2 separate regions of the Homo sapiens genome follow, and region 2 is linked to region 1. The links are chromatin contacts, found by Hi-C or POLR2A ChIA-PET in ENCODE. All regions are on one chromosome and are shown on one strand. Each heading gives the region's core, a stretch centred on a gene start or an enhancer-like site at or near the end of the contact. The rest is flanking DNA. Distances are from core to core; before and after follow the strand shown.

Evidence for each region. A loop is a pair of places that touch in the nucleus more often than their neighbours do. ChIA-PET counts read pairs that join two places held with the same protein, here RNA polymerase II (POLR2A).
Region 2: a loop to region 1 is called in a map of vagina, with 2.7 times the contacts of the local background. The contact joins the enhancer-like site here to the promoter of LINC01532 in region 1. A Hi-C loop is called at or near these places in 2 of 168 maps with a recorded cell type or tissue (endothelial cell of hepatic sinusoid and vagina). POLR2A ChIA-PET finds 5 or more read pairs at or near these places in 2 of 52 experiments (OCI-LY7 and PC-9).

Annotation. Positions count from the first base shown.
Region 1 is chr19:29,000,703-29,006,205 of GRCh38, forward strand. It overlaps LINC01532 (long intergenic non-protein coding RNA 1532), which reads left to right and starts at 1,853. Exons shown (of 5, transcript NR_040036.1): 1 at 1,853-1,921; 2 at 2,900-3,038; 3 at 3,472-3,550. It also overlaps the pseudogene RNA5SP470.
Region 2 is chr19:29,096,655-29,102,423 of GRCh38, forward strand. No RefSeq gene overlaps it. Among named protein-coding and RNA genes, the nearest start is that of LINC01532, 97 kb to the left of the region's middle. Within about 2 kb of position 2,662, at least 11 of the 41 ENCODE cell types and tissues checked have a DNase peak (open chromatin) inside an H3K27ac peak, as active enhancers do.

The sequences.
Region 1 (5,503 bases), core at 603-3,102:
TTTCTGCACCCTGCAATGAGTCCACAATTAGGTTAATGAGTAAATTGGATTCGGAAGCCTGGAAAAATGATATCCTGGACCACCCTGCTCTAAGCAAGAGCTGTTTATCAATGCCAGTGGGGTACACACATCCTCCATTCAATTCTCTGTTCATAAGTTTTCATTTTATTTTTTACTTTCAATTACGGAAATTTTCAAACACTCCCCAAAGTAGAGAAAATAATATAATGAATCCTCATTTTTAACAATTACGTGTTTCTGTCATTCTTCTCTCAGCTGCCCCATACACATACATTTTTAAGGCAAATTCCCAACATCGTGTCATTTCACTCCTAAATACATCCTTGTGGTGCCCCAGCCATCTTTGGTGCATGGTCGGGGAGGCGGGGAGAGGGGTGGGGGAGGTGGGGAGAGGGGTGAGGGAGGCGGGGAGAGGGGTGGGGGAATTCCACTTCAAAGACATGGGTGACCGGTCCTGGAATGGAACCAGAGTCCAGGGCCTCCAGAACTGCTCTTTACAAACATCCCATAATGCACCTGGAGTGCAGGGAGTTAGGAGTAGATGTGGGAGGAATCTACCTTGGAATCTTATCTTGGAATCTAACGCCAGCATGGAGGACATCACCCAGCCCTGGAAATATCCGGGTGTCTGGAGATGCATCCACGCCAGGACCCATGAGCAAGGGAGAGAATGCGACCAACTCCTGGGACTCTAGGGCAGCAGTCTTGGGGAAGTGTGGCATCCTCACTGTGAGAGAGAGAGAGCTGGAGGCAGCCACCAGCTCCCCCTCCCTGCCCTCCTCTGCCAAAGGAAGGCCCTGCTATTTCAACACAAGCGGCTTGCAGGAGGAGCCTGTTAAGAGGACGGCTGGTCCACTGAAAAAGCGGCAGCAGCTTCAGAAAGGTTAAAATGTGACTCCCCTGCCCCTGACAAAAAAACTGTTTTCAATTCAGAAAACAAGGTGTCTATGGCCATATTACCATGGACGTGCCTGGTGTCATCTGATCTCAGAAGCTAAACAGGCTCTGGATTGATCAATACTTGGATGGAAGAAAACAAAGTGTGCCCATTTTACAGATAAGAAAGACAAGCCTCAGAGAAATAAAAAATTTATCAGCCACCGGGTGACAGAGGCGGCTCTAATCCAGTGATTCCTTCCCTCCTTCCTCATCTTGTCTTCCTGGTTCAAGGTTAGCTCCCAGAGCTCATTCCCGGGAGGAAACAGTTCTGGGTGACTGATTCACTGATCAGCTTGGTTTGGGTTTCATAAAACGCTGTGCTGGAACACTGAGTCGGTACTTCTCCCAAGTTTCCAGTTCGGAGACACGAGGAGAATGCTAAAAGCTCGAATATGCAAATGAACATTTGGACAGATTTCCTCTAGAGTTTCGGCCTCCAGGCAAATGATTTATTCCCTGCAGAAATGCATTTTTGTTTCTGCTTAACGGGTGAAAAAGGAGAAAAGATTTTTCGGGACAACCAAGCTTAGGAATAAAAGTCTCCATGGGAAATGTACTTTTCTGAAAGCAAATGTTGGCTAAACAAGGACAGTGTTGACTAAACACGTGTTCCCCTCACCCAAAGGAATGGAGTCAGAGAATCCCCCAAGCTCCAAATTGTGGGGGCAGATGGATCTTTTAGAAGTTCACGGTTCGCCTTTCTCCTGCCCAGCCCCATGCCTTAAGCAAAGTGTGGGATGGTCTCGGGAGGACACCCACAAATGTAAGTAGGAAGGTGGGAAGCAGCCTCTCCTCTAATATAGAAAAACAACTGTGACAGACAGAACAAAGCATGTGGTTCAGACACGAGACCCTGAGCTAGCCCTGGGGAGGGAGACAGCAGCTTTGCAGCCGTTATCCTCAGGAAGCCCTGAGCGCTGAGAGGCACTGTTACAGAACCGAACTGGGGTCCACTCGCTAGGTGAGTAAAACCCGACAGCCACACCGAGTTTTCACAGCAATAAAAAGGAAAGTGTTTATTTGCAGGGCACCAAGCAAGGAGGATCTGGAAGCTACTGCTCAGCTCCTGACCTCCCACATGGCTTGAGGGTGAAGGTGTTTAAAGGTAGGGGTAGGCTGGGTGCAGTGGCTCACATCTGTAATCCCAGCAATTTGGGAGGCTGAGGCAGGCAGATCACTGGAGGTTGGGAGTTCAAGCCAGCCTGGCCAACATGGTGAAACCTTGTCTCTACTAAAAATACAAAAATTAGCCAGGTGTGGTGGCACACGCCTGTAGTCCCAGCTACTTGGGAGGCTGAAGTGGGAGAATTGCTTGAATCTGGGAGGCAAAGGTTGCAGTGAGCCGAGGTCACACCACTGCCCTGCAGCCTGAGAGACAGAGCAAGACTGAAAATAAATAAATAAATAAATAAATAAATAAATAAATAAATATATATATATATATATATATATATAGGGGTAAACTTCAGAAGAGCAGAAGCCACAGGCAAAATCAGAAATCAATATATGGAGGGTACACACTGATTTTGGCCTAAAAGGGTGGGGGCATCTTTAAAGGGGAGGAGCTTACAGGTCATAGGTAGATTCAAAGATTTTCTGATTTGCAATTAGTTAAGGAAGAGAAGCTTTGTTTAAAAATTGGGGGTCAGCAGAAAAACATGTTAACTGGCTAGGGGACAGGGTGACTCCCACCAAGCCTCTCAGGAATAAACTTAAAACAAAGAACAGTGTGGTCAGAGTTCTGCCTGCAATTCCCCCTTATCCGAGGTCTACCTGTCAGCGAATCCCACCGGGGTCTGCAGTGGGGTCTGGGTGTGTGAAAGAACTCAGGGACATATGTTGAGATGTTATCTTTCATTTCTGTAGAGAAACCAAAAATCTCTGGACTTATTTCCTTGGCTTTAGGTGACGATTGCTTTCTTGCTTACTTACTTTTCAGGCCTACCTAGGTGCCTGGAATTTCCCTTCGAGGAACGCAGGAGTTTTCTTTATTTTCATGCTTGGGAAGGCTCATTAGGCCCCTAAGAGAGGGTCCCTTCCCCATCTCAGGACTAAAATGCAATGAAGATGTTGCTCAGGTATGCTCGGGGAAGACAGGCTGGGAGGGCTGGGGCCACCTTTAAGGAGAATTCCTAACACACTGGGCGCCCGAACCCCTGATGGGACCTTGTGGTCTTGAATGAAAAGATCAGGCATTAGCTCTGTGTGCCCACTGACTTTTACTAAACAGGCTGCTGCCCAGCCTAGTTCAACGTGACCCCATCCCCACCCCCTTTCTCTGTGCTCCCCCATCACCCAGCCCACATGGTGGGACCTTCACTCTCATGACCAGCTCAGGCCATGCTGTGCACTCCTGATGAAGCCTCTTGAGCTCCTTCTTCAGAGCTGCTGATAATCTGGCATTGAATGGCCAGGCTGGAGGTTGAATGCTGAATCCTTTTGAATGCTGTGGTAAAGCCTGGCATGTCTCAGCACTGTCTCCTTTTGTGTTCAATCATCCTGACACTGCAGAGGCAGCTGGAGAGGGATGGGTCTGTGGAGGATGCCCCGCAGAGTGAAGTCGAGATGATGCAGCCACCAGGGCCGGAGGGTGAGTTTCCTAGTCCTTGTGTGTAACTGGGTCACTATTTTTAGTTGGAACCTCCAGTCAAAAATGTCAAACAGGGAAAATGAATGTGGGCTTGGCTGAGAAGAAGCCAGAGGTGAAGGTTTTGTTCCATCTCACTTAGCAGCTCACTCTGGGACTTGGAAAAGGCCTTTTCTCAGTTCTGGGCCCAGGCTTTCCCACTTGAACAGCTGACATTCTGTGGATCAGAGACCACCACTACCGCAGGGAAAAGGGACTTAGCCGTAGGAAGCCAGCAGCCTGCTGGAAAGTTCTTGCAGATGTCTGTAATGCTGAGGTTTGCACTCAGCTCTCCCGCTCTTGCCTGCGAAAGTCAGAAAATGTGGCCAGGTGCAGTGGCTTACATCTGTAATCCCAGCATTTTGGGAAGCCAAGATGGGAGAATCACTTGAGCCCAGCAGTTCAAGACCAGCCTGAGCAACATAGCAAGACCCCATCTCTAGTGCCTGTGGGCCTAGCTACTCGGGAGGCTGAGGCAGGAGGATCGCTTGAGCCCAGGAGTTCAGAGATTGCAGTGAGTCACGATGACACTACTGCACTCCAGCCTGGGCAACAGAATGAAATTCTGTCTCTAAAATATAAAATGAATAAAAAATTTAAAAATTCAAGAAGCAGAAAAGGGAAATGTTTAGCAGGGTCACAGGTGCCACAGATTTCAGCATGCTGCGGAGGAGCCCCACCTGCCACCGCCCCATCAGCCAGGCCCGCCGGCCCATCCCCGCAGCCTCAGGACCCCCAAATCTAGAGATCCCCAGGCCATGGAAGATGCATGGGACTCAGGACTGGAAGAGAGATCAGCAAGGCAACTTCCTCATCTCCTGGCTAACTGATGGAGCTATTGATGGAAAAATCAAACTCCGTAAGGTATTTTTCAGAGGTTTATTCTGAGCCAGTATGAGTGACCATGGCCCCGGAAATGCAGTCTTAAGAGGCCCTGAGAGAGTGCGTCCGGGACAGTTGGATTACGGCTTAGTTTTGTACATTTCAGGCAGGCAGGAGTTGCGAGTGAAGACATGAATTAATACATGGAAGGTGTATTTTGGATCAGCCCCAAAAGGTGGAATATCTTGAAGCAGGGACTTATAGATCATCAGTGGACCTAGAGATTCTTTAATTTGCAACTGATTAAAGGAGTAGAGCTTTGTCTAAAAATTTGGAGTTAGCAGAAAAGAATGTTTTAAGTTAAGGAAGTTTGTTAACCAAACTACTGGGTCAGAGTGACCTGTAGGGGTGCATGACTTACCCCTTGTCTGGCACGGCCTTAGGTCCTGTTTATAATTGGTATCCTATTGTCGCAAAGGGTCTGCTCTGTCAGTCTTCTGATCTCTATTTTAGCATGAATGCCAAGCAGTGGTTTTGTCTAAACTCCAAAAGGGAGGGAGTGTAACGAGGCGTGTCTGGCCTCCCTTCCTGTCATGGTCAGACACTCATTTTCTAAGATTTTTCTGGGGTCCCCTAGGCCAAGAAGAGGTACTCAGCTGGTAGGGGCTTAGGATTTTATTTTCAGTTTACAGAGAGTTATTGATAGAAATGCCTCCATGACTCTGATGGCTTGAACGAGAATTCTCTCTCTTTCAGTCTCTTTCTCAACACTCAAGGTAGAATTCTCATAAAATACATATGATGCTGCCAGGCGTGGTGGCTCACGCCTGTAATCCCAGCACTTTGGGAGGCCAAGGAGGGTGGATCACCTGAGGTCGGGAGTTCGAGACTAGCCAGACCAACATGGAGAAACCCTGTCTTTACTAAAAATACAAAAATTAGCCGGGCATGGTGCTGCATGCCTGTAATCCCAGCTACTTGGGAGGCTGAGGCAGGCGAATCGCTTGAACCCAGGAGGCAGAGGTTGTGGCGAGCCGAGATTGGGCCGTTACACTCCAGCCTGGGCAACAAGAGTGAAACTCTATCAAAAACAAA
Region 2 (5,769 bases), core at 1,412-3,911, 97 kb after region 1:
TTTTTTAATTGCAAGCAACAGAAATCAACTCTGGCTAGCTTAAGCAAAAGTGAAATTTAATGGGAAGATATTACAGAATGCATCAAATCAAAGGAACACCGAGACAGAGACATGCAAGAAACAGAAACAGGGGCCACTCCAGGGACCCAGGCAGGCGGGGCTAATTGGCAGCTCATCAACCCTAACCATTCTATTCATCCTTGCCTCATGTACCTTGAGAGTCGAAGTCCCAAGAAAGAAGCCAACTGGGCTGTCTTTTGTCACATTCCTATTCCTTGCCTAATGCAGTGAGAGTGGCAGGGTGCCCTGGTTGACAATTGCAGCCAGCCTGCATGCAACAGAGCAGAGGGAACCAAAGGGAACCAGGGATCCTTTTACCAGAAGAAGGTATGGCTGCCACACAAAATAAGCACATCTGATGCAAACCATCTTTGACATGTGCAGAAGCTTACTGTCCTCTGTTCTTGGTATGACTGGATGATGTAGGCAGAGCAGCCAGAGGCATGACCGTCAGCTTTCATTCCTCAAGAATGGGATTTTTCTTGTGCACTTCTCTTTTCTTATGCATAGTCCTCAATCACCTTGGCCCCAGAGCCTGCCCAGCCAGACTTAGCAGGACTGGGTCACCCAGTTCCCCGTGGCAGAAATGTCACAGTCATTCAGGAGCATCCACATTTGGGCTGGGATGACAACACAAATCCTGCAGTAATTTAACACCTGCTCTGCTTTTATGCTGTTATTAAAGAGTTTTAGCTTAAATATTTGAGGTGTGACTCTGCTCCCTCATGCAAATACGGGTGCAGAATTTCCCACCTGGCTCATTGATTGGTGGGATCTGAAATAGCCCCTTTATGGAAAATGGTAAATTTCTTATTACTGCCTAATGAATAAAGTGCATATGATCCAGCTGCAGCAGCTCCCCACTCCCCTCTCCTTCCCAGGGAAACTCATCCCATTGGTAATTGGGGGAATGTAAATGCTGCTTCATGGCTTAATTTTCAGATGTTTTGAAAGACAATATCTGCAGCAATAAAAGGCTCAAAGACATCTGAGATATGTTTTGTCTCTTGTCCTAATTATACTAATAAATAAATAGTATTTGTTTCCCTGCACTGTAAAATTAAATATCTTTCTGAATATCTCCCCTCCTATTTTAATGAGGAGAAAGATGCTCCCTTGATGAGAATGACACTGTAGATGAAAAACGAGAAAGAACAAAGAATGTTAACCATCTAAATACAATAACATGAGAAGAACTGTTTCCTAAGTTCTGAGTATGATCTCTGGGTGGGATATTCTCCTTCTCATCCTCTTTGTCTGGAGAAAATGTCTCTCAAATGTATGCTGTTTGGGATCTCTGTAAATTTGAGTCCTCAAGGGAATTACTGTTGCCTTACCTACAGATGGCACCTTGTGGGGTATCCTCGAACACTGCCAAGCCTTGGCACCCAGGAACCAAATCTCCTTGTAACTTCTGCGGAAATTGTGAGAACAGGGATCTTTCCATCTTACTTTCCACCGTCACCTGAGTGCCTAAAGCAGTGCTCAGCCTGTAACGGGTGCCCAGCTATGTCACATTTGTTTCAGGAGCACTCCTGTGGCCCTGCCAAGTCTCATGTTCAAGTTGGATCCCAGCGTTGGGAGTGGTGCCTGACGGGAGGTATCTGGGTCATGGCTGTGGATACCCCACGTGTGGCTTGGTGTGATTCTCACTCTTAGTTCCTGTGAGAAGTGGTCGCTGAAAAGAGCCTGGCACCTCTCCTTTCTTGCTCTCTTGCTCTGTGATCTCTGCAAATGTCGGCTCCCCCTTCACCTTCCCCTCTGAGTGGAAGCTTCCTAAGGCCACACCAGAAACAGATGCTGGCACCATGCTTCCTGTACAGCCTGCAGAACCATGAGCCAAATCAACCTCTTTTCTTTATAAATTACCCAGTTTCAGGTATTCCTTTATAGGAACATGGACTGAGACAAGCACAGATCCCAGGAACTGGGCAGATATCTGTTTTCCATAGGCTGATGGTTGAGGTCGCAGCTCTGCCCCTCACTGACCGGCAGGTTTGCAGCAAGCCTCATTCTCCATCTGTTAAATGGGGATAGTCCCAAAGAAAGACAGCTGTGACTGAATTATTTTTATTAAATTGTCTGCCCAGACCTCAGTCTCTCCAACCACGAAAGAGGGATGTAAGATGAGATAACCATGAAAGTCCATTGACCTCGGACACGGTGACACTAAATAAAATGTTCTTAGTACGCTGACTCAGAAACTCCTCAAACTAACTGCCAAAGTGCATGGGCTGATCCCCCTGCCCCCATGATGCTGCTGGCTGGAGGGCTGTCCTGAAGTCCAGTGGGCAGCCAAGGCCACGCCTGTGCCTGCACCACTGCCGGCCCTGCCCTACCACTCCTCTCTGGACTCATGTCCATATCACAGCTGATTGTGAAATCCAGCTCCAGCATGTTGTATTTGAGGAGCTTATTTCTCACTAACCACATTTGGCCCACAGGCAAGGCAATTAAGGGTGTTCATCCATTTACTAACCCCCCACCACCCCCTGCAGTGCCCCGAGAGTGGGAAGGTGGCAGAGCTGCTATGCTTCAGAGCAGGTTCCCTGTTTCCACTTCAGAGCCCACTTGGCACTGCTTGAAACGCCCTGGATGTTTGTTATGAAAGATTATTGGGAAGCAGTGTGACTGGGCATGCTGCACTGCTTACAACAGAATGGGAATGCACGCTGCCTGCCGCTGAGTGGGAGAGCCCCACCCAGCTCTGAGGCAAGTGTGACTCACAGCTCCCTGGCCTCTCCGATCCCATGGAGCTGAGGCCACTGGGCCTTGGTGAATGTTATATAATGTCTCACATGGAAGAACATGCCTACCGCCAAGGGCAGGGGTTCTAAGTCCCAGGGCCAGACAGGGACAGGGTGGTCCACACCCCTGCCTCCATGCTGCTGCTTTCTGAAAACATAGGCTGCAGAGGCTAGCATGTCTCTCAAGTCTGGAATCTTGGGTGGGCATCTCCAAATGTTCCTCTTCCTACTCAACAGGTCCAGAACTGGCCTTCAGATTCCCAGTAAGAGGATGTGTGAGGCTCTTGCAGGAGTTTGCAGCTACCTGTGAATTATCATGTCAAGAAGCAAATTTGTCATCCACTCTTGTGCTTTGCTGAGCCCTATCCTGGTGTTTGACTCAGATGCTGCTGTCCGCAGAAACTGGCCCATCTGTTGAAACTGGCCCAATTTTCCCATAGAACTGATGTTTGTGGGTTTTTTGAATAAATGTAGAAGTTGACCCTCCCAGTCTTCAAGCTTGAGAAATTTACATTTGTCCGATTTCCTTTTTCAGGAAGCTGACCATCAGGCTTTCCAGGTAGTGTCAGGGAGCTAAAGCTTTCCAGATAATTGTATCCAGGTGGTGAGGCCACCTGCTGCCTGTTATCAGCTCCTGTTTAAATGAACCCCTGACAATAGTCACTTAGGGAGATGGATTTGAGACTTGTCTCCCATCTTCTGGCTGGTGTCACCCACAACAAAGCCTTTCTTCCCTGGCAATACTGATTGTTTCAGTGATTGGCTTTCTGTGCAGCAAGTAACTGGATCTAGGCTGAATCCTAGGTGTGCAGCAACAATATGGGAGCCAAGAAAGCCCCCTTCAAGCCAGGTGTGACTTAGCAGCTCCTTCTCTTTGTGGCACTGTCTCTGCACTTCTCTGTCTTTCTCCATCCTTTTGAAGAAAAGGGGGAATAAATACCAAGAGAATCACAACCACTGCCTCCCTGCAGGAGATTCATCCCCCTACCTCCTACCTGAAGGTGTTTGCATGGAGCATGCGGTGGGGAGAGCTCTTTCCTGCCCATATGACCCCTTGTTCTTAGAATCCTGGAGATGATTCAATGAACTTTCTGTTTCCAGTGATAAAACTCAAAATAAACAGAATTAAGTGAAAAATTGGGCATTGGCCCCCAGTAAAAACACTGTATCTCCTTTCACTCCTGTCTCCCTGAAGGCCATCTTCTCTCAGCTTCTCCCTTTATGAAGTCTCCATCAGCCCTCTACCCTCGTTCCAGAATTGAGTTTCTTCTTGTCTGGTATGTTTACAGCCCCAGGCGTGGCTTACTTCCCCTGTCATTTTCCACTGTTGGCTAGAGAAGGGATAGCATGACCTTCTAGTCTGTGTTGCAGTCTGCCTTATTTCTTGTTTTCTTCAACTGTTCCAGAGCATCTAAAGTAAACGAGTCACATTTTATACTGCAAAAGACAATCTGCAGAAGCCCTCATTGGTGCATGGGAAGAAAATTATGTCATTGGGTTGACATAAAATATTCCTGTCCTTATGGGTCTTTCATGTTTCTGCATGTCTTGTGAGCAGAGGGACTGGCTGCCTTTGTTCAGAACAATCTTAAAAAGAATCACTGTATAGTGAACAGCCTTGGAAGGTAAAGAGAATGTCTCCCTCTAGAGCAAAGGCTAGGTTTGCTTACTGCCCAACATAAAAGATCCAGGTTCTCAAAGCTCAGAGCTCCTCTCCTGCAACACGTCCACTGAGTGTGCAGATGTCACCTGGCTTTTCCATCACCATGTGGGAGTCAGGGCTCAAGAAACTAGCACAAGAAAATGTTGATACTTGGGCTATTGCTATTTCTGTGAGTAATAAAGTTCTTTGTCTCTGACCTAGGAGTCTTTTGTCCTCTGCCAATGTCCATGAAATTGTGGCAGGCTAATTGTGATGTTGTAAAATATATATTTGGTCTTTGACACCATTTCCTGGCATACAACTCCTAAATTCCTTGGACTCTTCCAAGTGATGTCTTCTTGTATGCTAATGAATTGGCTGATGGCTGAGAGCTCCTATATAGCTTCAAGAGAGAAGCTGGTCATCAGAAAGACCAAGGCAGGATTAGAGTGTTGGGACTCCAGGAAGTGGGGAGGTGCTGAAGGTTAAGTTGATCACCAATGACCAGTGGTTTAGGCAATCATGCTTATGTAATGAAGCCCCTGTAAAAACCCATAAGAACAGAGTTCCTCTCCTAGTTCCTGGAAAACTTCCAGATAGACAAACACACAGAGGTTCCTGCAGGATGGTGCACCCCAGGTAGGGCATGGAAGCTCTCCATCCCTTTCCCCATACCTTACCCTACACATTTCTTCATCTGTATCCTTTGAAATATTCTTTATAATAAACTGGTAAATGTAAGTAAGTGTTCCTCTGAGTTCTGTGAACCATTCTAGCAGATTAATTGAACCCAAAGAGGAGGTCTTGGGAACCCCCAACTTGAAGCCAATTGGTCAGAAGTTGGGGTTTCCAAGGTCCCCTCTTTGGGTTCAATTAACCTGCTAGACTGGCTCACAGAATGCAGATAAACACTAATTTACATTTACCAGACTTTCTACTAGTGCCTGAAGTAGGGTGGGATGGTCTTTTGGGACTGAGCCCTCAACCTGTGGGATCTGATGTTATCTCCAGTTAGACAGTGTCAGAATTGAATTGGAAGACACCCAGCTGGTGTCTGATGCAGAATTGATTGCTTGCTTGGTGCATGGGAATAAAAAAATGCAACATTTTTCCACTGAATTCTTCTGTGTTGATTGTCATTGAGTGCAAGAATGTGAAAAACTTTGTGTTTTTTCTACTCACTAACTTATCTTGCAAGTAAGGTAAAATCTCATTACCTTCAGAGTTCCTGACAATTCTCTCTGCTAATGTAATTTTGGCTGTACAATGCTAAAAGCACATTTGTCCTCTGCCCAATCTTAGGTTATAGAATCTAACATA